Regions from separate parts of the Mus musculus genome. Here all the other regions are linked to region 5. The links are chromatin loops, found by intact Hi-C in ENCODE. Cell type or tissue: gastrocnemius. All regions are shown on one strand. Links, peaks and the distances in the headings refer to the core of each region. The heading gives the core; the rest is flanking DNA. Region 1 holds the start of Cct5 (chaperonin containing Tcp1, subunit 5 (epsilon)). Region 2 holds the start of Ankrd33b (ankyrin repeat domain 33B). Region 3 has its middle 11 kb from the start of Gm41286. Region 4 overlaps Ropn1l (ropporin 1-like). Region 5 overlaps Ankrd33b (ankyrin repeat domain 33B).

Evidence for each region. Hi-C counts contacts between places; a loop is a spot of excess contacts. Peaks named below come from ENCODE experiments on the same cell type or tissue, not always from the same donor. Only the 100,000 strongest peaks of a DNase experiment are listed, where the experiment ranks them.
Region 1: it touches region 5 in a loop (4-fold over the local background); 5 of 42 quality-filtered maps call a loop at or near these places.
Region 2: it touches region 5 in a loop (2.8-fold over the local background); 12 of 42 quality-filtered maps call a loop at or near these places.
Region 3: a loop joins it to region 5, with 11 times the contacts of the local background. A loop is called at or near these places in 26 of 42 quality-filtered maps.
Region 4: it touches region 5 in a loop (8-fold over the local background); 24 of 42 quality-filtered maps call a loop at or near these places.

Annotation. Positions count from the first base shown.
Region 1 is chr15:31,599,732-31,605,518 of GRCm38, forward strand. It overlaps Cct5 (chaperonin containing Tcp1, subunit 5 (epsilon)), which reads right to left and starts at 2,115. Exons shown (of 11, transcript NM_007637.3): 1 at 1,870-2,115. The coding sequence starts at 1,974. It overlaps Atpsckmt (ATP synthase C subunit lysine N-methyltransferase), which reads left to right and starts at 2,385. Exons shown (of 5, transcript NM_026546.3): 1 at 2,385-2,418. The coding sequence starts at 2,406. In gastrocnemius, for the core only: a CTCF peak has its summit at 2,889; DNase peaks (open chromatin) are centred at 2,066, 2,436, 2,892 and 3,645; H3K4me3 peaks cover 3,039 bases; H3K27ac peaks cover 2,470 bases.
Region 2 is chr15:31,363,166-31,368,952 of GRCm38, forward strand. It overlaps Ankrd33b (ankyrin repeat domain 33B), which reads right to left and starts at 4,594. Exons shown (of 4, transcript NM_001164441.1): 1 at 3,874-4,594. The coding sequence starts at 4,227. In gastrocnemius, for the core only: no CTCF peak of the experiment used is centred there; DNase peaks (open chromatin) are centred at 2,712, 3,285, 3,706, 4,349 and 1 more place; H3K4me3 peaks cover 3,609 bases; H3K27ac peaks cover 3,761 bases.
Region 3 is chr15:31,416,501-31,422,287 of GRCm38, forward strand. No RefSeq gene overlaps it. Among named protein-coding and RNA genes, the nearest start is that of Gm41286, 11 kb to the left of the region's middle. In gastrocnemius, for the core only: a CTCF peak has its summit at 2,740 (motif pointing left); DNase peaks (open chromatin) are centred at 1,117, 1,332, 1,640 and 2,742; H3K4me3 peaks cover 1,266 bases; H3K27ac peaks cover 1,591 bases.
Region 4 is chr15:31,444,098-31,449,884 of GRCm38, forward strand. It overlaps Ropn1l (ropporin 1-like), which reads right to left. Exons shown (of 5, transcript NM_145852.2): 3 at 4,867-5,028. It also overlaps the pseudogene Gm6361. Among named protein-coding and RNA genes, the nearest start is that of Gm49208, 6.7 kb to the right of the region's middle. In gastrocnemius, for the core only: a CTCF peak has its summit at 3,349 (motif pointing left); DNase peaks (open chromatin) are centred at 3,108 and 3,285; H3K4me3 peaks cover 280 bases; H3K27ac peaks cover 335 bases.
Region 5 is chr15:31,313,080-31,318,866 of GRCm38, forward strand. The region is part of intron 2 of Ankrd33b (ankyrin repeat domain 33B); the gene reads right to left. Among named protein-coding and RNA genes, the nearest start is that of Ankrd33b, 52 kb to the right of the region's middle. In gastrocnemius, for the core only: a CTCF peak has its summit at 2,733 (motif pointing right); DNase peaks (open chromatin) are centred at 2,759 and 5,334.

The DNA.
Region 1 (5,787 bases), core at 295-5,294, 290 kb after region 5:
CTTCTCTTGTCACCAAGACAGGTGACAAAGCAAGTACATTTGGTCTTTGCAAACTCTGGTGCTCTTAAAATGTAACCTGAAAGTATGTATTGGTAACATAGTTTCTCAAGAGACATCACAGGGAAATGTCTCTTGGGGTGCCCAAAGATACTGGACACCAGGACTTATTTTTGGTTGGCTAAACTGGTATGTACTAGCAGAGGCCAAAGAACCAGCCCAACACTATACACAAGACAGGCCTCCAACCACAGATGCTCTGGTCTAACGCCAAGGGGAACCTCACGGCTCTGGACCTAGCTTTGACTCAGGTGGAAGTGGAATAAGTCATGACCCTTCTCTACTCGGCAATTTCTCTATGACTCTGTCCCTAAAGAATCTAATTCTGTAAGCAGGACCCATCCTGAGTGAGGACCACATGCAATAGTCCATCTGGTTAACACAAACGGCTGGCACAACAGGACTGTTAACATGAGTTATACTGGTCAATTTTCTGTCTGTTGGAATTTTGTTATTGGCACGTCCCCAGAAACAGGAAAAAAAAAGGGGGTTGAAGTTGTCTTAGTCAGGGTTTCTATACCTGCACAAAACATCATGACAAAGACACAAATTGGGGAGGAAAGAATTTATTCAGAATACACTTTCCACATTGCTGTTAATCACCAAAGGAAGTCAGGACTGGAACTCAAGCAAGTCAGGAAGCAGGAGCTGATGCAGAGGCCATGGAGGGATGTTACTTATTGGCTTGCTTCCCCTGGCTTGCTCAGCCTGCTCTCTTATAGAATCAAGACTACCAGCCCAGAGATGGCACCACCCACAAGGGGTCTTTCCCCCTTGATCACTAATTGAGAAAATGCCCCACAGCTGGATTTCGTGGAGGTACTTCCCCAACTGAAGCTCCTTTCTCTGTGATAATTCCATCCTGTGTCAAGTTGACAGAAAACCAGCCAGTACACAAGTCGACACAAAACTAGCCAGTACACAAGTCAACACACAACGCGCACAAGCTGAAGGCAAAGAGAACCAAGCATCTACCAGGCCTCAGTTGCTATGTCCACTTCTGCAGCCACTCCAAAACACCTGTCAGAAATTCGGTTTGATAGAGAACTCACCGAGGGATTTCCCTAACACCAGGTCAACCAGGGCACCTCAAACCTGGAGGCACGACTGGCACAATACAACCTAAAATGGGGCTCCCTCCTTCCTCTGAGCTTTTTGTGGCAACACCAGTGACTGTCACTCCTTTCTCCTCTGGGGGCCTAGCACCGGCTCTTGGGTAGCCTTTCTTATTCCTCTCCTTCTGTGAGACATGCCTTCCGACTCAACACTTCGGCTCTGCCTTCCCTCAGGGTAACTTCTTTGTTTCCCTTTAGGAAACTATCCTCAATTGCGGCCAACTGTGCTCCACTGAAACTCTCTCCTTCCACTCCAAAAGTCACCACCATGCGTTTTCTGGCCCAAGGGACTTTACGGTCCCTTTCCTACAAGCAGCCATTCGGTCTGTCCTGTGCACGTTTCTCACTAGTTTTCTCCCTTTCGGGACAGCCCCGCTTCTAAGGGACAAGCGACTTACAGATGTTACAGATGCACCGGCGCAGGCCTGCTCGCCCGCCCGGTGAGCTGGGGATGCGACCCCACCCAGCTCTGAAGCGGCGGATCGCTCTCCCTACCCCACCGTGGGACGAAGGCCTCTACGCCCTCTCCCGCAGCCAGAGCGGGGATGTGACCCTAGAGCCCAAAGGGGCTCCCCGGCACCGGAGATTCTCGAGCTTTCGGGCCAGCACATGGCCGAGCTGCTCTCTCGCCAGCGCAGGCGCACAAGCGCTCCGGCCCACTCCCTTCATCCCGCGGCTTCGCGTTCCGGGCCGTTACCTTGAGGGCCTCAAGCCCCATGAGACGGGACTTGCGATCTTGGTCCTTGATAATGAGAAAGGGGCGCCCATACTCATCGAAGGCGAGGGTCCCCACGGACGCCATGGTGGACGAACTAGAACGAGCGCTCCTCCAGTAACCAGCGGGGACCACTCGGGAAGAGAGACACACCGCACCTCCCTCTCGCGAGAGGACGCAGAATCCCGCGCATGCGCAGTGCAGACCCCGCGACTTACTTTTCAACAGTGACTTTTTTTACGCCGCAGAGTAGCTTCTGGAATCGGCCGCTGTTGGGAACGTCCGTTTTCCACGAACCGAGGGGGGGGGTGTTCGAAACTTAGAAGGCGACGTCTAGCACACAAATGCTAATACTAGACATAATGTAGTCACTGATTCAAGGATTTAAGTTTTCAAAGTTTTTGAATCCAGAGTTGCAGCGGGGAGCTTATTTCCTTAAGATATTTTTCTTTTCTTTGATTGCCGCCCGGGCTCTAAGACGTTGGTAGATTCCACTTCCGGTCTCCCCGGAACGCGCGATGGAGCGAGTAGGTGAGGTTTGACCGGCCTGGCGGCGGGCGATATAGTTGTCTGTGGCGCGGGCGCTTGTGGGGATCGGGCGCGCGTGGCTGCGGTGCTCTCCGTCCCGCGCCGGTCGTGGCTACCACAGTGCTTGCTGGGGGCTGCTGTCCGCACCTCCGTGCACAAGACTCACTGCTCAGCCCGATCCTAGGTCGGCTGGAATCCACCCTGCGGTGGACGAGCTGCTGCTTGGAAGCTATTGAGCCTGTAGCTTTGTTTTCTTGTCTGCAAAGATAATAATAATAATAATAATAATAACAATAATAACAGCAATAACAACAACAATAATGACAAAATAATAGCAACAAAAACAATAATAATAATAATAATGATAATGCCTACTTCACAAGGTTGCTGGACGTGCCTGGTCGTCAGCACATAGTATTTGTCCTTAACTTCCCAGGTTACACAGATCCTGGGCCTTCCCCGCGCGTGTACTGTAGGTGGAGACAAAGTAGCACCGGCTGGTGCTCAGAGTCTCTTGTTCTCAGCGTTTTGCTGTTAGAAAGATACCCCGTAAGGGTAACTGCACGGTACGTCTGCCAGAAATCACGATTCATTTTATAAGCTCGGATTTATTTGTGACGAGTTTCCAGTCTCTCCACTCGTACCCCACAGAACAGAAACTGTCCCTGCCGTATTGTCTGTTTTTATTAGGTACTCAAAATTAGAGTGCATATAACCTGTATGACAGTAGGCTAGCTTTCAGGTCTGTGCTGTTACATGACACAGATTGACATTATGTCAGGACAAGGTTTTTAAAGTTAACACAAACAAGGTTTCATTGTGACATTTTCATTCATATATATATATGTAATTGTACCTTGCCATTGACCTATAAGCTGTCCTCATTATCCTCTCTCCTCCTGGTCTTCCCTCTCAACACAGCACACACACTTGTATACAACAAGATTCTGCATCTGAGCGAAAACATGATGGTTCTGAGTCATTAGTTTACAGTTGAATAAAGCTCTGTGTGTATGTACACCACACTGTATCCATTCCACTGTTGGTGGACATCAAGCTAGGTTCAAGAAAGACTTCAAGGATGGCACGGCAAGTAAAGGCGCTTGTTGCCAAGCCTGACCGCTTGTGCTAGGTCTCGGTCCCACGTGGTGCAGGAGCGAGCAGATTCCCACGTGGGTCACAGACCGCCTTCCAGTCAGGCGGCTGCTCCGCTCCCACTCTTCTTGCTTGCACGGGCCCAGTGGTTCGATGCTTTTGCCCTCAGTTCAGATTCCTAGTTTCCTTTCCCCTGTATTCCTTCAGATGCTCATACATAGGCTGACACGTCTTTGCCTCAGTTGGTTTCTACAACTCAAAGGCCAGCTGGGAGACCCTGGAGACCGGGGCGTCATTATTGTCTACCTTCTGGCTTTGTGCATGTGTCTACAGGTGAGGCAGACCTTGGGCCATCTGATTTGTGTTTAACTGTCGTAGCCCAAATTGATACAGTATGATCTGTCTATGACAGAAAGAATTCTTTCTTTTTTTAAAAAAGGGATTTATTTATTATTATACATAAGTACACTGTAGCTGACTTTGGATGCACCAGAAGAGGGTGTCAGATCTGATTACTGGTGGTTGTGAGCCACCATGTGGTTGCTGGAATTTGAACTCGGGATCTTTGGAAGAGCAGTCAGTGCTCTTACCGGCTGAGCCATCTCGCCAGCCCCCCAGAAAAAATTCTTATTTAAATAATAATACTTAGGTTCATCTGTAAGGTACTGGTTAGGAGCAACATGGATGAATCCAGAGGATATCATTTTAAGTGTAGTAAGATGGTGAGAGACCACATACTGTATGTGTGTGCATATTTATGTGTATATTTGCATGGTCCTGTGTGTGTGCAGGAGTTCCATATGTGTACTCATGTAGGCCACAGTTTGATGTAGGTATTTCTGTTGTAGTCCACTTAATTTTTTTGGGATGGTCACTCACCGACCTTGCCTGTTTTTGCGAGGCTGGCTTGACAGCCAGCTTCTGGGATTTGTCATCACCTTCCAGTGCTGTGGTTGCGCCTGTCTTTTCCATGGGTGCTGGGAATCTGAACAGCAAGCACTCTGCCCACTGAGCTCTCCCTGGCCTTTGCAAGCTAGTTGATATAAGTCACCTTTGAAGACAATTAGTGTAAGTCCGAAGTTGAGGAAGTAGAGACTAAACGTAGTGGTACTTAGGGTGGGTGGCAGAGGGTGGATGGGGAGAAGACAGCTGAAGGATAGAGGAGTTCTTGGGCAGTAAAAATCTTCTATAATTGACTGATGAGGCTCACACACACTTATACTAAAACCCGTTGAACTGTACACATTAAATGGACAAATTGTATTTGTATTAATTCTGTCCTAGTAAAGCCTAAAAACACTGGGTTTCCAAGCTGACGCTTTCTTTGATCAGACTATTAAAATGTGGAGTTTTATGATTAAAACTTGCAATAATGGATACTAAGATAACACATTAATTACGAGAGTCCTAGACACACTAAGTCAGTACATTGGAAAGATTTTAATCTTTCTTTAGTATTGAAGAACTTTCCCAAATCACTTTAATTTTGCCAGTGGGATTTAGAAGTCATTGTAGAATTTTATACAGCATTCAGTGAACTTGTCCTTTAGAAGGGATTAGTGGGGCTGGAGAGGTTGCTCAGGGGTTAAGAATACTTGCTGCTCTTACAGAGGACTCAAGGTTGGTTCCCATTAACAATGTCAGGCAGCCACAGTCACCTGAGACTCCAACTCCAGAGAATCTGATACCCTGTTCTGGCCTCTGTGGGGACACACACACACACACAAAACACACTCTCACACACCCTCCACACTCTCATACATACACTTGAACACTCTCACACACTCACACACTCTCTCACACACACACACGTGCGTGCATGCACACACATGTACACACACTAACACTCATACACACACTCGAACACATACACACACACATACACTCTCTCTCTCTCTCTCTCTCTCTCTCTCTCACACACACACACACACACTCTCACACACCCTCCACACTCTCATACACACACTTGAATACTCTCACACACTCACACACTCTCTCACACACACACACACGTGCGTGCATGCACACACATGTACACACACTAACACTCATACACACACTCGAACACATACACACACACATACACTCTCTCTCTCTCTCTCTCACACACACACACACACACACACACTCTCACACACCCTCCACACTCTCATACACACACTTGAATACTCTCACACACTCACACACTCTCTCACACACGTACACACACTAACACTCATACACACACTGGAACACACACACACATACACACACTCTCTCTCTCTCTCACACACACAC
Region 2 (5,787 bases), core at 279-5,278, 50 kb after region 5:
AGATGGAAGGCAGACACAGGAAAACCTCTGAAAGCTTGTGGGTCATCCTAACATAGGCAGAAGCAAAATAAGAGACCCTGACTCAAAGGTGTACGGTGGGGACCTCTGACATCCACACAAGCACTGTGGTGAGAATACACACACACACACACACACACACACACACATCTTGATGGCAGGATGGGGGAGGGGCAGAGGGAATGCACGATTAAGGAGTGAGAAAACACATGAACTGAACACATTGTCCCAAATTGCAAGGTGAACCTCTCCCTGTGTACTCTGACCCTTGGCCAACACTGGAGGTTCAAGGCCAAGACCCAAGAGTTCTCTGTGAATCAGCCTAACTCCATGCTCACACAGGCCATACAAACGGAGGCATGGGAGGACAGAGGGCTGTGCATGAATTCCAACACTGTGATCTTACTTTGGGAAGACACGATCTCTACATTCATAACTCCTTCATTTAAAAAATAGGCAACAGATGCCTCAATTGTATTTCAAGGTAAAGTGTTCACACCCGAGTATCTGTGAAACTGAGCTGTAAGCCTTTCGTGGGGGGAGGCACCCCACGTTGGTGGGGTTTGCTGTGAACAGTGACTTTGGAAAACATCCTGGGATTTCAGCACACAGAGGCCTTCAGCTTGACCAGGTGTCCGACATGCAAACTGACTACCGTTCCACGACAAATTTAGGTGCCACAAATGTGTCTTCCGTTTCGCTGTCAACTAAGGGAGAGCCACCAGGACTGAAGGAGTAAGCCCGACATCCTGACATGCAAAGAAAAAAGTTAGGGAAAGACTTCCTGGAGGGACCATCCTTTAAGGAGAGGAACCAGACCACCTGCACCTAAAAACACGGGGAGAGCATATGTTCGGAGTTACAGGAAAATGATGTAACAAATACTTAAACGTTGCACAGTGAATCCTGAGATCCTTCCAGAACAATGTTTCAGAAGCAAAGATGCTCAGTCAGCCACATCCTCTAGTTCCCACACGTGGTCCCTCTGAGCTATCTGTGGCTCAGGCTGGACTGCTTCCCTATTAAGAAGTGAGCTATTCAGCGCAGCAGCAACATTCAAAAGCCTATGGAGCTGGGGTCCTCAACCTTCCTAATGCTGCGACCCTTTATGGTATGGTGTTCCTCCACCCCCAACCGTAACGTTATTTTATTGCTACTTCATAACTGCAATTTTGCTACTGCTATGAATTATAGTAACAAATGTCTGATATGCAGGATATCTGATATGTGACCCCTGTAAAAGGGTGTCCGACACCTCCCCACTGGGGTCACGACCCACAGGTTGAGAAACACTGCTTTAGAGGCTCCTGGAAAGCTGTCCCTGAGCAGAGTTGCCCATCAGCAGTCACCTGCTGTGTCGCGCAATCACCCCCACTATTATTCCACCAAAGCTCTGGGGCCTGCCTCTAAGATTTTCATTAAGACAAAGCAAGACGAACCTGGAGCACTGCTCCTGCTTCAGGACCTTTGGACTTTCGCCTCTCTGCCTAAAGTCTCTTCCTTGTGCTCTAAGGATACCTGCTTCCAAGTGACCACACTACTGACAATCTCAGCCCCACCCCCAACCCACCCCCACCCCCACCCCCACCCCCACCCCCACCCCAGACTCAACAGATGGACTACCCTTAGCCAGCTCTGGGCTTAGATGGGAGATGGTAGAAAGGCCTCCGAGAGAAAGTATCCTTAAAACAGAAACCTCCAGGTGGTGAAAAAGCCAGCCATGGAAGACAGTCATCGGAAGACATACTGAAGAACTACAGACTGGCACTGACCAACTGACACTCCTTTACTCCCAATTCCCAGCTAGAGACAGTGTCACCTGGCCTGAGTGGACCTCTCTAGCCTTAGCTCCCCCGGGCCCTCCTCTCCACTCCAGGTCACAATCAAACCATTCCCCACCTGCCACCATCCCTTGGTTCCCCACCTGCCTGACCAGAATGTCTTCTGCCACATACCACCTCACTCCCTAAGTCCCCGCAGGACACACAGAACACAGGCCTGGCCCTGGGACCCAGAGATAAAAAAGCCGAGGCAGGACTCTTCCCTCAGGGGTCCCCAGGGACATCTGATGGGTGCAAAGAGGTAGAGACTCAAAGCAGAACAACAAAGGCCCTTCAGACTCTATCTTCACAATCAAGGGAAGAGAAAAACAGCAAGAGAAAGCTTGGGTGCAAGATCAGACTATAATCTCTTCACAACAAATTAGAGAAATGAGGAGACAGACAGTAAGCGATGGTCATATGTACGGGACTTCTCCAGACTCTGGGGCAGGACGGTGTTTCAGGCCCACAAACCACACAGCAGGGACTGTCGTTTCAGGTGAGCTACACAGAAGACAAACAAGAGCAGAGGGAGGCTGCTACCTGTCCTCCAGAGCCTCAGGGCCTGGGAGGGGCTTCCCAGGGGTTCTGGAATTCATTCTGTCACTCACAAGCCTGCTGTGCACTGTGCACGGTTTAACTCGTTCTCAATTTCCCTTGCTGTTTTCAAACGTGGTTGCTCGTTTGGGATTTTTTTTCCTCTCTCCGGAAAGTATAATAAAGCTGGACGGCCAACGGCCACTCACAGGTGTACGCTTCCAAGCAGACAAGGCTTGCTCAGGAAGGGGGAGGTTTCTAACGCCAGCGCCTAACCCAGAAAAGTCGCTTACTTAAACTGAAAGTGGAGCAGAGCAATAGCCCCCTGAGCCTCTCCTCCCGCTGCATGCCAGCTGGAACAGCCACCGCGGGCACCAAGGTGGTGCTGACCTCACCAGACCCATCTCCCTGTCACATCACAAGCACAAAACATTCCTCCAAGTTCAATGTCGGGTTATCGAAAGCAGAAAGTGACACCCTGGCTTCACCCTTGCCTAAGCCTGACCCAGACTGCAATCAGGCACAAAACATTGCGCATATACAGCCCCCAGGATAAGCCAAAGGCACGGGGTCACCATATTTTCCGTCAGCTGTGACTCCCAAGCAGAAGCACGGGCGTCCCTAATTTGTTCAAAGCTGAGTCTGCAAAAAAACCACGGGGCCTCTGGGAACATGGAAATCAGGTGAGGTTGTTTGTCCGCCCAGCAGAGACTAATGGGGACACGGCCACAGCGGTCACTTTCCCATTTACTAGTCAGTGGAAACAGCTCTCCAACTTTTTTTTTAAACTTTCTTACTATCTCTGAATCTTGGCGTAATAAACGGAGACTGCCTCCTTACTTCCCCGCGTGCTGACCCTGGAGTGTGCCCCTACTGAGCTGCGCAGCACCCGGCCTGCCTGAAGCGTGGCTGTGAAGGCTCATTGGCTTCGACCCGAGCGGTGACCGCACATAAAGCTGGCTGGTCGCCGCGCGGGCCACTAGGAAAAGCACGTAAAAAGCCAGGGCGGTTTAGGTAATGAAAGGAACTGTAGCTTCCAAATCCTAATCCAACGTGTTAGGCAAAGACAGCGGGAGAGGCAGAGCGGACAAATGCGGATGGGGGTAGGAAAATGTCCCCTGAAAGTGAGTAGAGACCATTGCCTACCTGGTGCCTGGGGAAAGGTAACAGTCAGAGGGGCACTGAGTGGAAGGGACACCACACACACACACACACACACACACACACACACACACACACACACATCTCAGATGTCACCACATTTCCAGCGCGGAGAATTCTTCCTCTGGGGAGAATTCGGGGATACCGGGGCGGTAAAGGGTCCTGGATGAAGTAGGAAGCCGGGCTGGACCATCTCTGCCCGCTCGGCAAATGGGGTCCCAATTGCCTCACAGGAAGGAAAGGGTGCTCTGAGCGGCAGTTGATCCAGGATTGGAGTGACAAGGAAATGCGGGCAAGGGAGAAGAGCGGAGGGAACCCAAACCCTGTCGGGACTTACCCGGCCGTTGCGGTCAGTCTCCCGTACCTCCTCGGAACTCGGCCCGCGCCGCACTAGCGCCCGCAGCAACCCCACGTCGTTGGCGCAGGCGGCGCGCAGGAGGGTCGCCGCCTCAGGGACGCCCTCCGGGACGCTCTCCGCGCTCACCGAGCCGTACTCTTCCTCGCCTCCGGGAGGGTAGAAGGAATCGTCCGATGCGATGCTGCGGGTGTCCGGCAGACTAGAGAAGTCTTCGTACTCCTCGTAGTCCGCTGGGTCTTCTCCTGTCTGCTCGCTACGGGGTGGCGTCGGCGACTGCGGGGACAAGCAGCGTGTCCCGCCGCCCTCCGGCCCGGGCCCAGCCAGCAGCACCATGCTGGAGGCCAAGGCGCGGGCCGGGGGCTGGGGCTCGAATTAGGGGACACGAAAACGGGGCGCGCCCGGAGGTCACCGACCCTTGGCCCCTGCGTTCGCAGAAGAGCAGGAGCCCCGCGCGCTCCAGCCTGGCAGAAAGCAGCTCCAGGCGGCTGCGCTCCCGGTGCAAAGTCACTGGCGACTGGAGAAAAGCCCCTTGGGTGGGAGGAGCCGCCGGGGGCTTTCCCTGCCCCGCCGGGCGGGGTGAAAGCGAGGCAGCGGGCGGGGCGCCTTCCCGGTTAGAGTCCCGGGAGCATCAGAGATCCTCTCCAAACCGTGCCACCACCACACGGCCACTTTGTCCCGAGCAGGGAAAGGCTTGTTCGGGAGATCCTGAAGCTGTAACTCGAGAGGCTGAAAGCTAGCGTGAGGGACAGCAGGCGCCCCGCCCCGCCAAGGGCTGCTCCCTGGGGGCCCGGGCGGAGATGGAGTCCGGAGACGCCAAAGGCTAAGCAAGTTTCCAGCGTCGGAAAGTACCCGCACCAGGAGGCTCGCCCCTTTCCCACTCCCCACTGAGGACCGTAATCCGCCCCAGGGCCGAAGGAGAGGGGCAGCCGCAAGACCGTCACCTCTCGGGCAGTCCTAGTTCTGACCAGTTGCAGTCCTGGGACTCCCTGAAAACTCTCTTGGAGAGTGGAAAAGCGTCCGCTCGGGGCGAATGGTGGAGCTGTCCACTTAGGAGGAAATTCCATCTTGGGGAGAACCTGTCCTAGTGACGATCCTGATCCAAATAAGGACCCGAGGCTGATTTGGGGAGAGAGGGGCTAACTTGAAAGGAAGACAGGGTCTGCAGAGTCTCCAAGTCACCCAAGCCGGCTGTGACTGGCAGGTTGATAGGAAAAAAATCTTAGGGAGATGGAAAAGTGATCAGGAACCGCAGGGAGGATGACGGGGTGAAGAGAGACAGCACCTGGTCAGAGCCGTGAGAGGGCTCTACTCTCCCCAACTCCTGACTATTGTCACTTGGCAGAGGGGAGAGGGTGGTAACGGGTCATGGAAGATGAACCAGAGAAGGCTGGAGACCGACCAGCTTTGATCCCAGGACTAGAAACAAACATTTCGGAAATCGAGATTACTGGCCATGTTGAGTTGTCGGAAGTGTGTGGATGAATTTATCACTTGGAGCCCCCCTCACTATAAAGAGGAGGAGGTGGCATGGCCCTGTTCTAGAGGAAAACTTGTATATCCCAGCTGTGTCTCATGAGGCAGCAAGAAACCCCTCACTTCTCTCTCACCCCACTGCCTCCTCTTCATTTCTACCCATCCTGACAGCGAGCCTACCAGGCACGTCAGCCCGTGGGAGGCCCAAAGGGGAACACGACTAAGATCCTGGAGACAAGACACAAGGACCTGGATGTGGGTGGGCAAGCCAAAGGGCATAGTGGGAAACCTCGTGCAGTATACTCCAAATGGGCACTGGAGCCGGCAGGCAGTGATGGCACAAGCCTTTAATCCCAGCAATTGGGAGGCAGGGGCAAGCGGATTTCTGAGTTCGAGGCCAGCCTGGTCTACAGAGTGAGT
Region 3 (5,787 bases), core at 522-5,521, 100 kb after region 5:
CATTTTATAAGACCGCTTTCAACCTATATTTCTGTTTCTAAGAAATAGTTATCAACACACACACACACCATACACACTCACTACTCTTGGGTCAGGGTCATGGAAGAGTATATAATTTAAGATTAGAGCTAGGCATTGGCTTAAATTGTAAAAGCTGCTTACATGGGAAATCCAGAGCAAGTTCTCTTAAAAGCAGTTGAAACAGACAGGCACACAGTAGGATAGCAATCTTAAGCCATGAGTGACCTTAAGGTGTGTTATTAACTCTAGCTGTGAGGTCCAGCAAAAGTTCCAGTCTTCTAGAAAGTAAGAAATGTTCTTCTCGTGACGTGTTGCTGCAGTAACATCCCTGGTCAGAGGAAAAGGTCCTGAGTAATGTTTCTGGCCCCCGAGGAAAGACACTACGTTCTGAATACTTAGGTCATTAATAGCTAAAGAAACCTTCTAAGATGACTATCGGGCCAAAGAATTCAAGTAGAGAGCAATGGTATACTCCTGCCCTCTCATTTAAATAACAAATGGGTCTGTCAATCACCTGGACAGGAAAAGAGTCTTCAGAAAAGCTGTCTGTTTTAGGGATTTTAAGAAATAGTTTAATGACGCCCTAAAATGTAGGCAGGCACAGTGGTGTATCTGTCCATTGTCTAAGCCTTTGCTTTGTGTTGTCGCAAGCCCCAAGTTCCCCGTGGACCTCATATGAATTCTTTCAGTGAAGATTACAAAGACCAGAGATGTCTAGGAAGTCTAGAGCAAAATCTCCATGAGAATGGCGACAGAATCTTGGTCATCTAAGGACCAGCTACAGTCTCCAGCAACTAAAGCATTGTTTGGCATGGGAAACAGGGGATGGGGAGGAACCAGTGTCCATCCTCATTGCTAGCTTAAGCCGGCATGTGGGTCCACAAGGAAGCCTGTTCCCCTCCACTCTCTCAGGCACCCAAAGTGGGACCCCCACTGGGATAAGTGAGATCCCAGAACCAACTGAAAGAAGATATGCTCTCACCTCCTATGGCTCCAACACAAGTTCTCTGTGTGTCCACAGTGTGAACTCAAGAGCTAGGACTGGCCCAGGCTCAAGCAGATCTCCCTGCCAGGCTGGCTCACCCACCCCCTCCCCTGTGAGTCTCACTGTAACCATGTGGGTCGGCCATCTTGCTGGCGTCCATGCTCCTGGCTGACGGATTTTTATCTTGTCTGTCCTCCAGCCTGGTTGACTCTAAACTCTACTCCACGCCTGCAAAATCGATCTGCATCCTCCCCCACCCCCCACCCCCGCTAAGACCCCTTGGACCCACCACAGGGGGAGGAGCTTACAGAGATAGCTGCAGAGTCTGCCTCTCCCCTCATCCCTCCACAGAGCCCTGCTCTTTTCTCTCCCAGCAGGAGAGTGCGGGCTGCCTAGGAACAAACCCTGTAGTTTGGAAGTCGAGCAGTGCTCTTTTGGTTTATTTATCTTCCTGAAGCTTTGTCTATTTTGGGTCTCACATATTCTGAGAAGGCTTGAGCTGTTACCCTTGCTCAGGGTGGGGTAGGAGTGCTTGTCTTAAGCCAAGTTGAGAAACATTTCTCAGGCTTTCGTAGGCTCGCCCAGCACCAGGGCAGTCTCACCTGGCTGCCTGCCGAGTAATCGCTGCAGACCATCTGGGCCAGGCCCTCCCCACGGCCATATCTGTTGTTCTCAAAAAAGAAAGAACACTTCCCTTTCCTGTAGAGAAGTTCTGTTCTGGGTAGAGCAGGGCTTCTCCTCACAGCATGCCATCGCCCGCTCCATCACTCCACCCAAGTCGCACGGCAGTCATGTGATCCAGGCCCGCCTGTGTCATGGCATACTTGTTCCTGACAGGACTGATTGCTCCAGTGTGCACATGTGGCTGAAGCTAGCCCACTCGTGCTCTGTGGAGCTGCTCACGTTGAGTCCGAATGGAGTCTGAGGGATTTGTAAACTCAGTAAGTACACCCCGTCTCAGGCTGTACCAGCCTGATTTTCTACTATTCAGAGGTTTCCTGAACACCGGCGGAAGGAGCAGTGCCCACCTCAGACAAGCCCCAGATCAAAGTCGGAGCCTGAGGAAGTCTTCACTTCCTTCTGAAGCCTGTTCCAGTCCTAAAGGCCCCAGACTTGGAGCTCCGCGGAGTCCTACATCATTCTGCTCTCAGTCTGAACTGCTTTGAACTTGATTTGTCATTTGTCACTAAAAAGGTTCTAAAAGATCCCCATCCTGGAAGTCTTTCAGTGGCTGCCATGGTGGAGTCAGCATCTTAGCCTCTCAATGTAGCTCCAAGCCCCGCGTTTCCTCAGTGGAAACAGAGCTCCTGCCCTTGATCTTCAAAGGTGCAGGTTCCTGCTGGGCTCTTCCCGCCCCTTGCTCCCTCTGGATGCCGCTGCAGCTGGGCAGCTGCACTATTCCGTGTGAGTCAGGCAATCAGCTGCCTCTGTTTTCATCGCTTCATCGTCAGCCTGGGAGCCTCTAGTTAAAGCAGTTTTGCAACCCAGAATGTCTCTGATTAATAATATTCACAGAGCCTTCAAACTCACCTGGAGGCTTGTGAACTCAGTGTCTGTGAACATACGGTGCTGTAGTAAAGGTGGAGTTAAAAAAAAAATCGTCAGAAGGCAGTGGCTGGAGACGGTTCAGTAGGTTTCAAAAGGAATACTTACTCCTTTTGCAGAGGACTAGACTTAGTTCCTGACACCCACAACAGGCAGTTCACAGCTCCATCTCCGTGGGATATGATGCCCTCTGCTGGCCGCCATGGCCAACTGCACGTATGCAAGCCCACATATGCGCGCGGCACACACAGACACACAATTTAAAAACTAAAAAAAAAAAAAAAGAAGAAGAAGGAGAAGGAGAAGAAGAAGAAAAAGAAAACAGACCTAAAAAAAAAATCTTTTCAGAAGTGGAAGGATGCTGAGCAATTTGTATAGAGGCAACACTGAACTGCTTCAATCTCTGCTCACTTGACATCATACTAGCATAGCATCATGCATATGCTAGTATTTCTCTTTTTTAATAAAATATTTTATTTATTATTATAAATAAGTACACTGTAGCTGTCTTCAGACACACCAGAAGAGGGCATCAGATCTCATTACAGATGGTTGTAAGCCACCATGTGGTTGCTGGGATTTGAACTCAGGACCTTCGGAAGAGCAGTCAGTGCTCTTAACCACTGAGCCATCTCTCCAGCCCGCTAGTATTTCTAAAACAGTAGAATCTGGCAAAGTTTTTTTTTTTCAAAACATCTTTTAAGCCACATTTTCAACAGTTTTTTTTCAGTATATTTATTACTTAAAAACTTAATTTTTATAAAATGTAAGTGAACTGCAGCAACATTTTACCACATTGGGAAAAATAAAAATAAAAGCAAATAATACATTAATAATAAAATAAAAAAAAGTAAAAACAATAATTCCAGCTGGGCAATTGTGGCACACACTTTTAATCCCAGCACTTAGAAGGCAGAGGCAGGTGGATCTTGTGAGTTCAAAGCCAGCCTGGTCTACAGAGCAAGAGCTAGGACAGCCAGGGCTACACAGAGAAATCCTGTCTCAAAAAACCAGTAATAATAATAATTCCATTGATAATTTTAAAGGAAAATCCTGACCAGCCCAAGCAATCCTAAAGAGAAAGATTGCAGCTAGAGGTATCACAAAACCTGACTTCAAGTTGTATTACAGTGCTGTAGGGTCGATGCTAGCCTGGTCTTGGCATTGAAAACAGGTCAACCAATGGAACAGTTTGCATTGCCCTGACTACTAGGGATGTTGAACACTTTGAAGAATAGTTATTGGCTATTTTTACTTCTTCGTGTTTTGCATTTGCTCCTTTGTTGATCTGTAGTATTGTTCCCTTCATGTTTGGGCTAGGGCTGTTTGTTCTGCCTGTTAGCCCTCTGTCTGAAGTACAGATATCAAGAGACTCCTATCCTAGGCTGTGGGTTCTACTGATCATTTCTTCTGCTATGCAGAGAACTTTTAAGGCAAGGCAGTCTCACCTGCTGCTTCTTGGAGCTATTTTGAGATACCAGCTAACTCCAGTCAAAATGGCTATTGTCAAGAAGTCTGACAACAAATGACAGAGAGGGTATGGAGGGGAAGAAACCTTTACTTATTGGTGCTGGGAGTACCCACTACTACAGAAATACAGAAGTCAGTTTGGAGATTGCTCAAAAAAGTTAAAAACAGAACTACCACATGGACACAGCCATTCCATACCCTACTGTAGAGGTATTGGCACATTCATGTTTATTGCTGCTGTAGTAACAAGAGCAAGAAATGGAACCAGAAAGATATCCATCAAGAGATGAATAGATAATAGAAATGTACATGTACACATTGGGATAGCACCCAACTGTGTATACTCAACTATGAAAAACAATGAAGTCGTGAAACTGCTAGGAGGAATGAGTGGACCTAGGAAGGATAACGTAAGTGAGGTGACCTACACTCAGAAAGACAAAAATCCCATGCTCTCCCTCATAGGCAGAGCCTAGCCTGTAATGTATACACATAGCTGAGAAAATGGGTATAAGTCTAACTACTTAGAAAGGAGGCCAGTATTGGCAGTATTAGATGATGAGTGTAGGATACATGACTCACGAATGGGATACCAAGCTAATGTGTTCTCTTTTCTACTCCATTATACATGTTTCTCCTTCGTGGTAATCATGTGGGAGTCAGACTTGAACTGATAGCAAGAATCCAGAACACACTGGGAAAGGCACACATCTTTGAAATTGCAAAACCTGCCCCCCCGTGACACGTGTCCTCCAGCAAGTCCATAACTCCTAAACCTATCCAAATATTGCTGTGAACCAGGGGCCCAGTGTCTGAATGCCCAAGAGTATGGGGACAACTCTTTAACACCACCACACCCTCTGACAGGCCAGCTGGACTTTAATAGATGCTTCCACTACTGTCATCTAAATGGACTGCTCTAGGCTTGCAAGTCAGATACCAAGAAAGAGAAACCGTTCAACTATGCAAGGAGACTCAATGTTCCTCGTGCTGATTTAAACATTATTTAATGTTATATTTATTGATTGATTGTGTGCATGTGTGTTCCCATACCTCAGCATGTGTGTGGAGGTCAGGGGACAACTCAGGAGTCTGGGCTCTTCTTCCACCACGTGGGTTCCAGGAGTCAAACTCAGGCTGTCAGGCTTGGTAACAAGTGTCTTGACCCTCTGAACCTTCTGCCTGTTCCTCACTGAGCTTCTGGGTGGCAGAGCTATCTACAGACATCAGTAGAGAAAACAACATATCCCTGGACACTCGCTTCTTCCTTCTGCCTGCCCTTTGCCCTGTGACACCATCTTTATTTTCCTTGAGGATCCCCTGATCCCCCACGGAATACTAACAAACCAAACAAAAAACAAACAACAAACAAACAAACAAACAAACAAGTGGTCAGATTCCAAGTTGTGCTCTAAGAGCAACCTGTCATTCTGTAAAGCCCACTGAGGATGGAAGCTGTGTTCTCTAGCCTAGTGCTATGGCTCTGACATGATTTGTGCCCCTCAAAGAACTGGGGGGAAGTAGTTATGTGGGGGGCATGCTCTGAAAATATGTTGGGACTCTGGACCCTTATGTCCCCCACCCCCTCTCCTCCCATTTCTCCTTAGATCTCTCCAGTTCCTTCCTGGCCACTGTCACTCCTACCATAGTGACTCGAATGAGCCCTGAAACTGTAAGCCCAAACAAACATTTGCTCTCCTGTGTAAAAACTTTGTTTCAGCGACCAGAAAGTGAGTGAGAAAAGAACTTGTGAGTTGGCACTGTGG
Region 4 (5,787 bases), core at 610-5,609, 130 kb after region 5:
CTCAGCATACTCTCAAAGTCCATGCACAGGTCTCTGGTCTTTCTTGGAGGCCTGCAGAATAGCAACTAATGGACCGGGAACAAGGTTGCAGAGAAGCACTGTATGGCCAAGCCTCAAACACTTCCCTCTTACTTAATTAACCCTTGTTGAAAAAGAAAAAAGTCTATAATAGATTTCTACCTAAAAGATATACGGGAACCAAATTCCTTTCCTTTCTACTCTTCTGAGATAGCATAATGTCTTAGCTAGGGTTTCTATGCTGTGATTAAAACATGATCAAAAGAAACTTGGAGGAAGCTGGGCATGGTGGCACACGCCTTTAATCCCAGCACTCAGGAGGCAGAGGCAGGCGGATTTCTGAGTTCGAGGCCGGCCTGGTCTACAAAGTGAGTTCCAGGATAGCCAGGGCTATACAGAGAAACCCTGTCTCCAAAAACCAAAAAAAAAAAAAAAAAAAAAAAAAAAAAAAAAGAAAAGAAAAGAAAAAAAGAAACTTGGAGGAAAAGATTTCTTTTGTTTTGCTTACATTCCAAAGGAGTCAGGGCCAGGGTGGGGGACCTGGAGGCAGCTATTGACACAAAGGCATGAAGAGTTACAAGCTTGCATGCTCCTTCCAAGGCCTGCACCCCACAGCTTGCTCAGTTTGCTTTCTTATAGCATGTAGGAACCACCAGTCCAGGGATGGCACTGCCACAGTGAGGTGGCCCTCCCATATCTGTCATTGAGAAACTGCACGAGGGGCCAATCTAGTGAGGGCCTTTTCTCAGGTGAGGTTCCCTTGCCCAAAGTGACTGTAGCTGGCATTAAGCTGATGTAAACTAACCAGCATAAGTCACAACAATGAGCTTGCTGCTAGCTGCAGACATCCCAGGATTTGAAGATTTAAAGTTGCTTTGGGTGATGTGGTGGCTGTTGTCAGCTTGACCATATCTGGAATTAACTAAAACCTAAGTGTTGGGTATGACTCTGAGGAAGTTTTCTTCTTCTTAATTAAATCATTTGAAGTGAGAATACTGGCTTTTAATCCGGATCTTTTGAGGTGGGAAGACACCACCTTCAGCTGGAAGCCTACAGGAGGATATGGAAGAGGAAAGCTGGGCCTCTCTCTGCCTGCTTGCTCTTGCTCTAGCTGGCAAGCCTGTTCCTTCAATGGCATTAGAGCCTACTTCTTTTGGATTCTACAGTATAGTGAAGACCAGTGGAAACAGCCAACTTTATGGACTGAATACCTACTGGATTTGGACTTTCCATTGGTAGACAGCCATTTTTGTTTTGTTCCTCCAGTGAACCTCAATTAGTTTGATTATAATGGCTCCTGAGAGAAGTTTGAAGGCACACGAGCATAGGGTGGGCAGAAACCAACAAATGCAGAGCTTAGAATGGTCTAGGTGCCAGTTCTGCAGCGTCCAGGGGACACATCAAGAACAGGCAATAAGCCACCACCCCGTTCTTGCATGGCACTTGATCCTCAGCTGTTGGTGCCATTTTGGGAGCTTCTGGGACCGTTAGGAGGGGACTGAGCTAGAGGAAGTGGGTTTCTTTTTTTTTTTTTTTTTTTTTTAAGACACATTCCATATTTTATTTACATTTTAAGACTAACTTTCATCTCAAAATCACATATCCATACACCTATTTCCTTTTTGTTGACTTCACTTAAAACATCTAAGCATGTTTTACTAAACAAAGACTGTAAACAAATTATTATGTCTGTTACATGTAACAAACGGGAACAGCTTTTAACAGAAATTCAAAACCCCAACACCTTTTATTATAAATACAGGTATCAAAACAATCCTGAACCTATGTTTGTACTAATAGTAGTCAGCACCCACACCGCTTCAAGAATTAACACAATTGTTGACTAGTCATTGTATCTGCTACTTTAAACAATTCCAACTGCAGCTCTAAATATGATAAAGCATGCCATTTCTGTTCTTCCTTCTTGAGACTTTACTTTCCAGAAAAACAAATGTTTCCATGGCCACATGACACTCTTTTGTCATGCTTTTGTCTTGAAAGCCTGAACTCCATTTTGAGTACTTCAGGTTCATGTTTAAATGACAGTGCTTTAATAGAAAGAAAAATTGTGCTGCACGTCTCTTGTTACCTGAAAACATAATAGGTGTACATATATTAAATATATTCTTACAACTGTCCAGGTCATGTTTACAAGCTGCAATTCTTTTACTTATTGTGTGGGTGTTGTGCATGGTGATATTTAATCAAGACATTAACATGAGGAGAAGGTTGCTGATTTAAGACAAGTTTGAGATCCACTAAAGTTAGTTGTTGTACGTCTGTCCTTCTGGAGGCTGTGGAAGCTTCATATTTTCTTTGGACATCATAAGACGTCTTAGCTCTTGAAGTATGACTTTAATGCTATAGGAATTTTGCCATTTTGCTAATACTGGTATGCTCCGTGCATCCACCATTCCACTGGAATTATTGATCCCATTCATATTAATTTTTGTTACAAATCTAACTGATGGAGGAGCTTCTGGGTATTTAGATCCACATTCTACTTTCAGGCTATATATTCTGTTTTCATAGTTTGTCCTTGGTGGCCCAATAATCATGCCTGTCCACCTTGTAAGTGTCATGTCTTCATCATCTTCAAGGCCCCAGCTAACAGTACCATCACCTACTCCTTTTTGTCCTTCTTCAAGTTCTTCCAACAAGCGAAAATTACGAGGAACTTTAACTCCTGTGGAGACCGCCATCTTCTCCTGCTACCGGAAGTGGGTTTCTGAGAGGACTTACTTTGCGCTAGAAATGCCACGGAAGCCACCATGCCTTGCCTGCCACGATGGTGCAGCATCTCAAGCCGTGAGCCAGTATCTGTCTTTGTACCCTTTTCTTGTTTCCTGACAGGCGATGGGATAGCAATAAGGGCATCCAACACACCTACCAGCTCACTTCTTCATTTCTCCTTTTGGATGCAGTTTTTAGAATGCAGAAATCCAGAACTCCCTTGCCATCCCTCCTGTGTGCTTGTGCATGTCCAGGCCACCGATCCCCCTGCAACGCAGGCTCCACAAGTGGATCTGCACAGGCAGCCGTGCTGTCAGTGTACTAGCTAGCGGCTCTGCTGGGCTCGGGTACCTCCCTGCCCACACAGCCCATGCTGAAACATGAAACAGAGCCTATGTGGTACTGGGCACCTAAGAGACTCAAGCTACACGGTCAGTGCCAAAGAAGACTTAGGCTAGGGGACAGGACCAGTGTGACCAGTGTGCTCTTTGGTGCACATTTGTTTGCTAACAACAAAGTAGCATGGAATAAAACAGGACCTCAGTTTTGACGTAACCATGGCAGACGAAGGGCCTTCCTTTACAAAATGGCACCACCTAGTGTTGCTTGCTGTACATAGCTTGGACTTGTTTTTATGACTTAGATGAACCCAAAATCATGAATTATCCTGTTCTTTCTTGTTAAGAGCAAATTGCCACACTTATTTTTAGAGGCATAAACTGTCAGCACTAACCCCGAATGTTAGATATTAATTCTATGCTAATGTAATGCTAACTTCAGAGTTCCTGAGGAGCAACCTGACAGAGTTTCTCTAAAGATCACGTTTGCCTTGCTGGTCTTTCCAAGGAATAGGTCCCTGGGCAGCACAGCCCCTGTGAGGCCACCAGCCTGACACTTGCCTTCTCTGAAGGGACAGGGTTTTCTCTGCCTGAGCCCAAGCTACAGAAGATTCAGTCACCTGGCCAACCAAGGCCAACCAAGGCCAACCAAGGCCAACCAAGGCCAACCAAGGCCATGCATGAGCTACAGCAAAGGCACCGCAACACCACTCGGGATGAAGTTCTAGGATACAGCTGTTTAGCTGCCCCATCATACAGGACCAGCTCTGGGGGTGTGCTTCTCAGGGCTTCTGGGAAAGCATGAGTTTAAGGCAAAGAACCAGAGGAAGCAGAGAGATGGCTGGCAGGATGGCACGGAAGAGGGCACTGCAGCTGGGGGTTTACTGTCAACATCTCAGTGCCGTTGGACGCAGTCACTCTTCACAAAGAAAAAAGGAACTCACACATGGATAGACATTATAGGAAGAAGGGACAGGAGCTCGCTCAGTGGTTGAGAGCATTCACTGCCCTCCCAGAGGGCCTGAGTTAGAGACAGTTCTCCATCTAGAGACTAACAGGAGATCCAGCACCCTACTGTTAAAGAATGAACCATGAGCCGGGCGTGGTGGCGCACGCCTTTAATCCCAGCACTCGGGAGGCAGAGGCAGGTGGATTTCTGAGTCCGAGGCCAGCCTGGTCTACAAAGTGAGTTCCAGGACAGCCAGGGCTATACAGAGAAACCCTGTCTCAAAAAACAAAACAAAACAAAAAAGAATGAACCATGAAGGATTATGAGTTATGTACAGTTTTGTACTCAGAACTGTAAAGATTGAAGAAGCAATATAAAATATGTATCCAGACAGGGGGGAAAAAGCCTGCTTCTCCTTTTGAAGAACCATGCAATCACCATCATGCTCTCTTATTCCTCAATTGTTGGAGTTATATTGTAGTGACAGTAGCATTACACTACATCTACTAGTTATTAATACTGGATTATAAGTCAAAATGTCATGGAATTTTATGTTTCTTACCACAGACAAAGAAAACTGTTACCAGCTTTCAAAATTACATTGTCCGATAAAAGAACTCATTGGTAGACCCCATTTGAAAACCGAAATACATTCCAAGTGCATCCACGTTTTCTCTACTCTTAACATCGTTGGAATTGTGGTTTTGAATCACATAACTGAAGTCCGGGGAAACAACATTAGTTAATACTATAATCAGCACGTTTTCTGACATGTAACCACACAGATCATGACATAACAATACTAAGAGGCCATCTGTAGGTACGTACCCTGCCCAGGGAGCTGCATCCGAGCGCTAAAAACTTGATCCACTCTATTTTGTCCTCACATGGATCCAGCTCCAGGATCGTTCTGAGCTTTTCTACTGGCAGGCACAAATTTTTCCACTTCTTCTCAAGATCTGCTAACTCCACATATTGCTTGTGGCTACACTGTTTAGAAAACACAATATGACACACTCAGTGTATGTCGACATCCCAGGAAACCAGAAAGATGCTTCTGAAGACATAACTCACAACAAGTGACCATCATAGAAGGAGAGTTGGGCAGGGACCCAGGCAGGGGAAGGGCATGGCAGGAAGGGCAGCTAGGTGGATCTTAGCATCATTTCAAAAGAGAAGAGGCTACAGGGTGGTTCAGTGGGGAAAGAGCTTGCCACTCAAACACCCACCTAAAAGCTGGGTGTGGTGGCATAGACTTTAGAATCTGGGGTCCAGTTCTTGGGGTTTGCTGGCCCATTGTGCTCTAGGTGTCACCACTCAGTGGCAAGGCTGCCAATGGCAAAATGGCCCTGTAGAAGCTGTTAAAAATGGTGGCTCCTGTCAAAAATGGCAGCACCGCCACATCTCCTCAGCCTGCAGTTGTCACAGGATCTGCACGACATTTCCAGATTGAGGGTTGATGGGATTTCAAGTCCTGAGCTTGGGAGGCTCAGGGACTGGGGGTTCATCACCTTCCCTACCAGAGCAGGAGCTACCCCTGAAGAGCTGTCCACGGTGACTGTACCTTTCCTGCTGCCACCTACTCAGGTCCTGAGGAGCTGTGCCTGAGGGTGCCTGAGGGTAGTGACACCTTTTTTCTTGCCTCAGCCTTCTGCCTTGGTGAAACACCACTGCAGGAGCTATCTCTCAGGAGCTGTCCACAGAGGCAGCACCTCCTCTCCAGCCCCACCCTGCAGCAGCCCCACAGAG
Region 5 (5,787 bases), core at 550-5,549:
TGCTCCATCCCAAGCCCTCCCCCATCTCCTGCATGTGCATAAGACTGCCAATCTCCAATGCCAGGAGCTATCTAGGAGAAGCTAAAAACTAGACGGTGATCTTCCTGAGATGGTTCTGCCATGGACTGTCAAAGTTAATGAGAGAATGGCTTCTCTAGGCAAGGCCAAGAAGAATTTCATTTTAAGAAAGATTCCTGCTATTAATATGCTTTTCCTATTGTTGTTGTTTTATATATATATTTATTACTAGGTATTAACCTACCCTTTTGAGCAGATATGTCTGCAGAATGATGAAGATGTACTGTCTTATAGATGATCCTGTAAGAATTCCTAAAATTATATTAGTAATTATTAAGCTCTTTCATAATAGGACTGCTATTAAGTCCTTTCTGATGTCAAAACTGCAATGAGAACTCTGCCAGTCTTCAAGTGTCAAGAATTAATTGCTTCTGAGATAACAAGCAGGCATCTCCAACTTAGAGCACATTCCAAGAGGTTGTAAAACCATTAACCAAAGGCCATAAAAAGGGAGATAATGATTTACTATAGGTGCAAGGACAAAAGATAAAATATTGATTGGGTTTATCTACACAAACTTCACTTATAACTTAGTCACAAAAATTATGGTCTTTAACTCTCCATGAACCTGGAGAGCTAATTACTCTTAATGGATATGCATGTAAACATCCTCTGTTTTAAACTTCTTATTCAATTTATGATTTGAATTTATGTTTGAACTTCTAGAGATTTTAACAACTAAGCCACCTCTCCCAGCAAAAATAATGTTACAAAAATAATGTGAGCTTTTGTAAAAAAAAAAAAAAGAATGCTTGAAAAAAAACATGTGATTTATTCTCCTAGAAAAGTTACAAAAGACTAGGAAAGATACTTTGGCAGGCATAACATTGGAAATCATAACACTGGAGAGAGAACATTGGGAGTAAGGCTTTGTCACATCAAGCTGGAGGGGAGAACAAGATTAGAAGGAGAATGCAGAGTGGAATAACTTAGAAATTATAAGGCAACATAAAAAAAATTAAGAGAGCACTAAGCAAAATATCTGTCCCCCAACCAGAGCCTTTGTCCTTCACCTGGTGACCTCACAGCTCTCCTTTGTATTATGGTTTGCTTTGAGGGTTTTTTCTTTTTTTAAGTTTTATTTATTTATTTTTATTTATATGAGTACACTGCACCTGTCTTCAGACACACCAGGAGAGTGCATCAGATCCCATTACAGATGGTTGTGAGCCACCATGTGGGTTGTGGTTGTGGTTGCTGGGAATTGAACTCAGGATCTCTGGAAGAGCAGTCAGTGCTCTTAACCGCTGAGTCATCATCTCTTCAGCCTGGGCAACCTTTTACACATACACTCACACACACACACTCACACATACAGTCACACACTCACATCCATACACACACTCACATGGCACATTGGGCAGACTCTTGCTCATGCCTCCACTCTTCACCCACCCATGCTCATTTGTCTCTGCTCTTCCCTAGACCAGTGACTCTCAACCTTCTCAATGCTGACCCTCATGTTGTGGTGACCTGAAACCATATCTTTATTTCATTGCTACTTCGTAACTTTAGTCTTGCTATTGCTACGTATCATAATATCTGATATACAGGATATTGATATGCTATCCCTGTGAAAGGCTCGTGTGACCCCCCCCAAAGGGGCCACGCCCCACAGGTTGAGAACTGCTGACTTAGACAGTTTTACTTCTCTTTGGTGTTGTGTATGTGTGGGTACATGATCATATAGTTGTATAGAATAAGGAAACACAAACAAACAAACGAAAAAACATAGAATATTTGTCTTTTTGGAAACTTTTGTCTCCATATGTATCCATTTTCCTGCAACTAATGTAACTTACTTCCTTCTTTATGGCTGAAAAAAAAATCTGTTATGTCCACATACCATATGTCCTCATACATTCCAGCTGCTGGGCACCTAGGTGTGTTCTATAACTTAGCTGTTATGGATAATGCCACCATAAACACTGCTATGTAAGTACCTTTGTGGCTACAGCTCCTCTATTAACCTATGGGCCCTGTATACACCCTACCGAGATCACCCAGCCTCCCTTCATCTGACTACCTGATGCACTATCCCTTCCAATATTCATCCTCTGGTTTTGGCATCAGCATTTGCACCCTGACCCGCAGTGTGCTAAGGTGAGCCAGAGCCCTCTAACTTGCCGCAGACTCCAGGCTCGGTGAATCCAGAGACGCTCCCTTAGCAGATCCTTAATAATAAACCATGATCCCATCGTTTAAAATTAAATGGCCACGAAGTAAGCAATCACCAACTCGTTCAACATTGTCACAAGCACAAGACCCTTACGGCTAAGGGTCTTCCTGTCACTAAAAACAGGGACAGATGAAAAAGGTCTTCCTTTATCTGTGCAAAGCTGAATTCGAAATGGAAACTGTGGGAAATATCTAATAATAAGAAAGGGGGGAGAAATGGAAACACAGCAGCGGTCCCAGCCTCTGGGTCTCAACCCTTCCCACAGGATCACACGGCAGATACCCTGCATATCAGATATTTCATTATGATTCATAGCAGTAGCAAAATTACTGTTATGAAGTAGCAACGAAAATAATTTTATGGTTTTGGGTCACTACAACATGAGGAACTATGTCAAAGGGTTCCAGCATTAGGAAGATGCTCAGTGTTAGAGGATTTGGTTTTCCAGGGTCTTGTCTGACTCAGTGTAGTTCTCCAAATCGGGCCAGTAGAGGGAGCTGTTGGCTTTGGAAATGCAGTACCCCAGTAGGCGTGCTGGGATACCCGGGGAATCCCTATTAGAAGAGGGGAAAAGCCAGAGTTGGGCAGCAAAGGTGGAGAAGAGGAGGGAAAGGGAAGAAAGAGGAGGGAAGGGGAGGAAGGGGAGGGAAGGAGAGGAAAGGGAGGGGAGGGAGAGCAGTGTCTGAGCCCGCTCTGCCTGACTGAGTTGCAGTTAGTGTGCTAGAGCTCTGTAGTTTAGTGGAAGAGCAGGCAGGGTTAGGAAACCAAAGGCTTGCCAAATTCTAATCTTTTCTTTAAAACAATAGAAGAGGGAAGGAGGAGAGGGAAGGAGGAGGGAGAGGAGAAAACAAGCCCTTCCTAAAACTCAAAGTAAAACAAGATCCTGATGATTGGAAGTAATAAAACTATTGTTTTAAAAATGAAGGGCTTGGCCTGGACTCACAAGTGCATGAACACAGACACACACCCTTTCTCTCTCTCTCTCTCTCTCTCTCTCTCTCTCTCTCTCTCACACACACACACACACACACACACACACACACACACACACACAGACACACACACACACACACACACACACACACACACACAGCATTTTAAAATAACAAAGGAAGCCTTTTTTAAATAGGACTGACGAGGTGACTGGATGGCTCAGAGTTAAGAGCATACTCCTCTCTCTCAGAGAACCTAAGTTCGGTTCCCAGCACCCACTGCCCTTACAGTGGGTCCCCACATCAAGGAGCTCACAGCAGCCATGACCCAATCTGTTTTACTTTCATTTCTATTCCTGTGATAAAATGCCCTGAAAAAGAGGCAGTTTAGGGGAGAAAGGGTTTATTCAGCTTAGAATTCCAGGTCACAGTCCATCACCGCGGGGAAACTGAGGCAGGAGTTCAACCAGCTACTCACATCACATCCACAGTCAGGAGCAGAGAGAATGGATACACACTTGCTACTCAGCTTACCTTTTCTAAACACCCAGAACCCAGACTTGGGAGTGGGGTAACAGTGCCACCCACAGTGGGCAGTGTCTTCCTATATCAATTAATGTAATCAAAACAACACCCCCCCCCAAGACATGCTCAAAGTCAGGATAATTTAGACCATCCTTCAGAGACTCTTAGGTGATTCTAGGTTGTGTAAAGTTGCCAATTAAATCTAGCCATTGCTCCAGCTCCACACTAGACATCTAGGTGAGAGACAGAAGTGAACCTAGATGCTGTGAGGGCCAGGCACAACTGCAAGAGTCTCACAGAAAATGTTCCTAGTCAAGTCAAGGGGGGAAAAGATTAAAACCACAACCTCAACAGCATTATCCTAGCCATTTATGGTGGTTCTAATAAGAATGGCCCCCATTGGCTCATATATTTGAATGCTGGACTCCAGTTAGTAGACCTGTTTGGGAAGGATTGGAGGTGTGGCCTATTGGAGGAGGCATGGCCAGGTTGGAGGAGGCATGGCAATGTTGGAGGAGGCATGGCCAGGTTGGAGGAGGCATGGCCAGGTTGGAGGAGGCATGGCCAGGTTGGAGGAGGCGTGGCCAGGTTGGAGGAGGCATGGCCAGGTTGGAGGAGGCGTGGCCAGGTTGGAGGAGGCGTGGCCATGTTGGAGGAGGCATGGCCATGTTGGAGGAGGCATGGCCAGGTTGGAGGAGGCATGGCCAGGTTGGAGGAGGCATGGCCATGTTGGAGGAGGCCTGTCACCAGGGACAGGCTTTAAGGTTGCAAAGGTCAGAGAATAAAGAATGCTGGTGTAAAGTCTGACATTGGGTGGCATGGTTGCCATGGCTACTTGGGGACCTGCTGAGTGCAGACTAGTAAAACAGTGTTAAAGGAGGGAAGGTGGTCTCTCTCACACAAGTTGTAGTGACTTTACTGCAAGCAGCAATTTCTAGACAATGGTTGAAATTAAGAAATCCAGCTGATATGAGGGCTGTGGCCTCCCTGGAAAACCAACCACCTCACTTTTCTGTTTTTCCACGTGAACTCACGGTGCCTTTGTGCCCCTCTAAAGCCATCTCATGGGGATCAGCAGTACTGCTGCTGGGGTAGCTCCTGAGGGGTTCCCCCATGACATCTGCCAGGAGAACTTGAGACCCAGAACCTCACAGTGGGTCCCCTGATGAGCACACTAGCTTCCCTGATACTTGGTGACAGGTTCAGACTGTTAGAACAGGAACGCCTAGCAGAGGGTCTGGCACTCGGTGCTTTAACCAGCTCTGTACTAAACAGTGGGTGGATTAAGCAGGGCAGGTTCTACAGATGCAGGAGCCAGTCTGTGAACGCAACTTGCCATGGGGCTAAGGTTGCTTCTGACATTTCCAAACAAACTAGGAAAAAAACTTCATCAGGCTGAGACAATTAAGACAAAAGAGGGGTGCCAGGGATGTCAGAAGTAGAGGGTTTGCTCATAGTAAGTACATGAGAGGCCCTGGGATTGTCCCCAAGCACCAAGGAAACGCTTTTCAATTTACATTTTAACAGATGTGCATACCTCCTCCCTATGCAATTTGCTGAGCTGGAAGCCTGGGCAGCCAGAAGCAGGTGGGAGCCTGGCTGGTGGGGGTGGGCAGTGGTGGGGGTAGATAGGGAATGGGCACAAACAATCCAGCCACATACAGGGTGGATGAGCAAACTGGCAAGCAGGGGGCAACAACAGAAGCCAGAGAAAGAGGAAAAAAAAAAAAACACCATTAGAACAAAACAAAAAGGAAAGAACAGAAAATAGGTTCTCTTTTTAAATCCAAGAAACCCTATGCAGACATCAGGCACTAATTACCGTTGCCTCGGCAGGGCTGTCTTAACAGACCTCCGGCCATATGTGGCCAAGAACAGCTGCCAATGTGGCCCAACCCAAAATTGTAGCTGAAATGAAAACGTTGAGGGTTTCCTTGTTGCTGCTTTGTGCGGTTTTGTTTGCTCTGTTGGTGTCTGGTTAGTTTGTTTCTGTTTTTCATAACTGAATGGGTCAGTATCAGGTCCCAGCCCTCCAAGGTGACAATGTGGACTCAGCTGAGGTTGCCCTCCAAC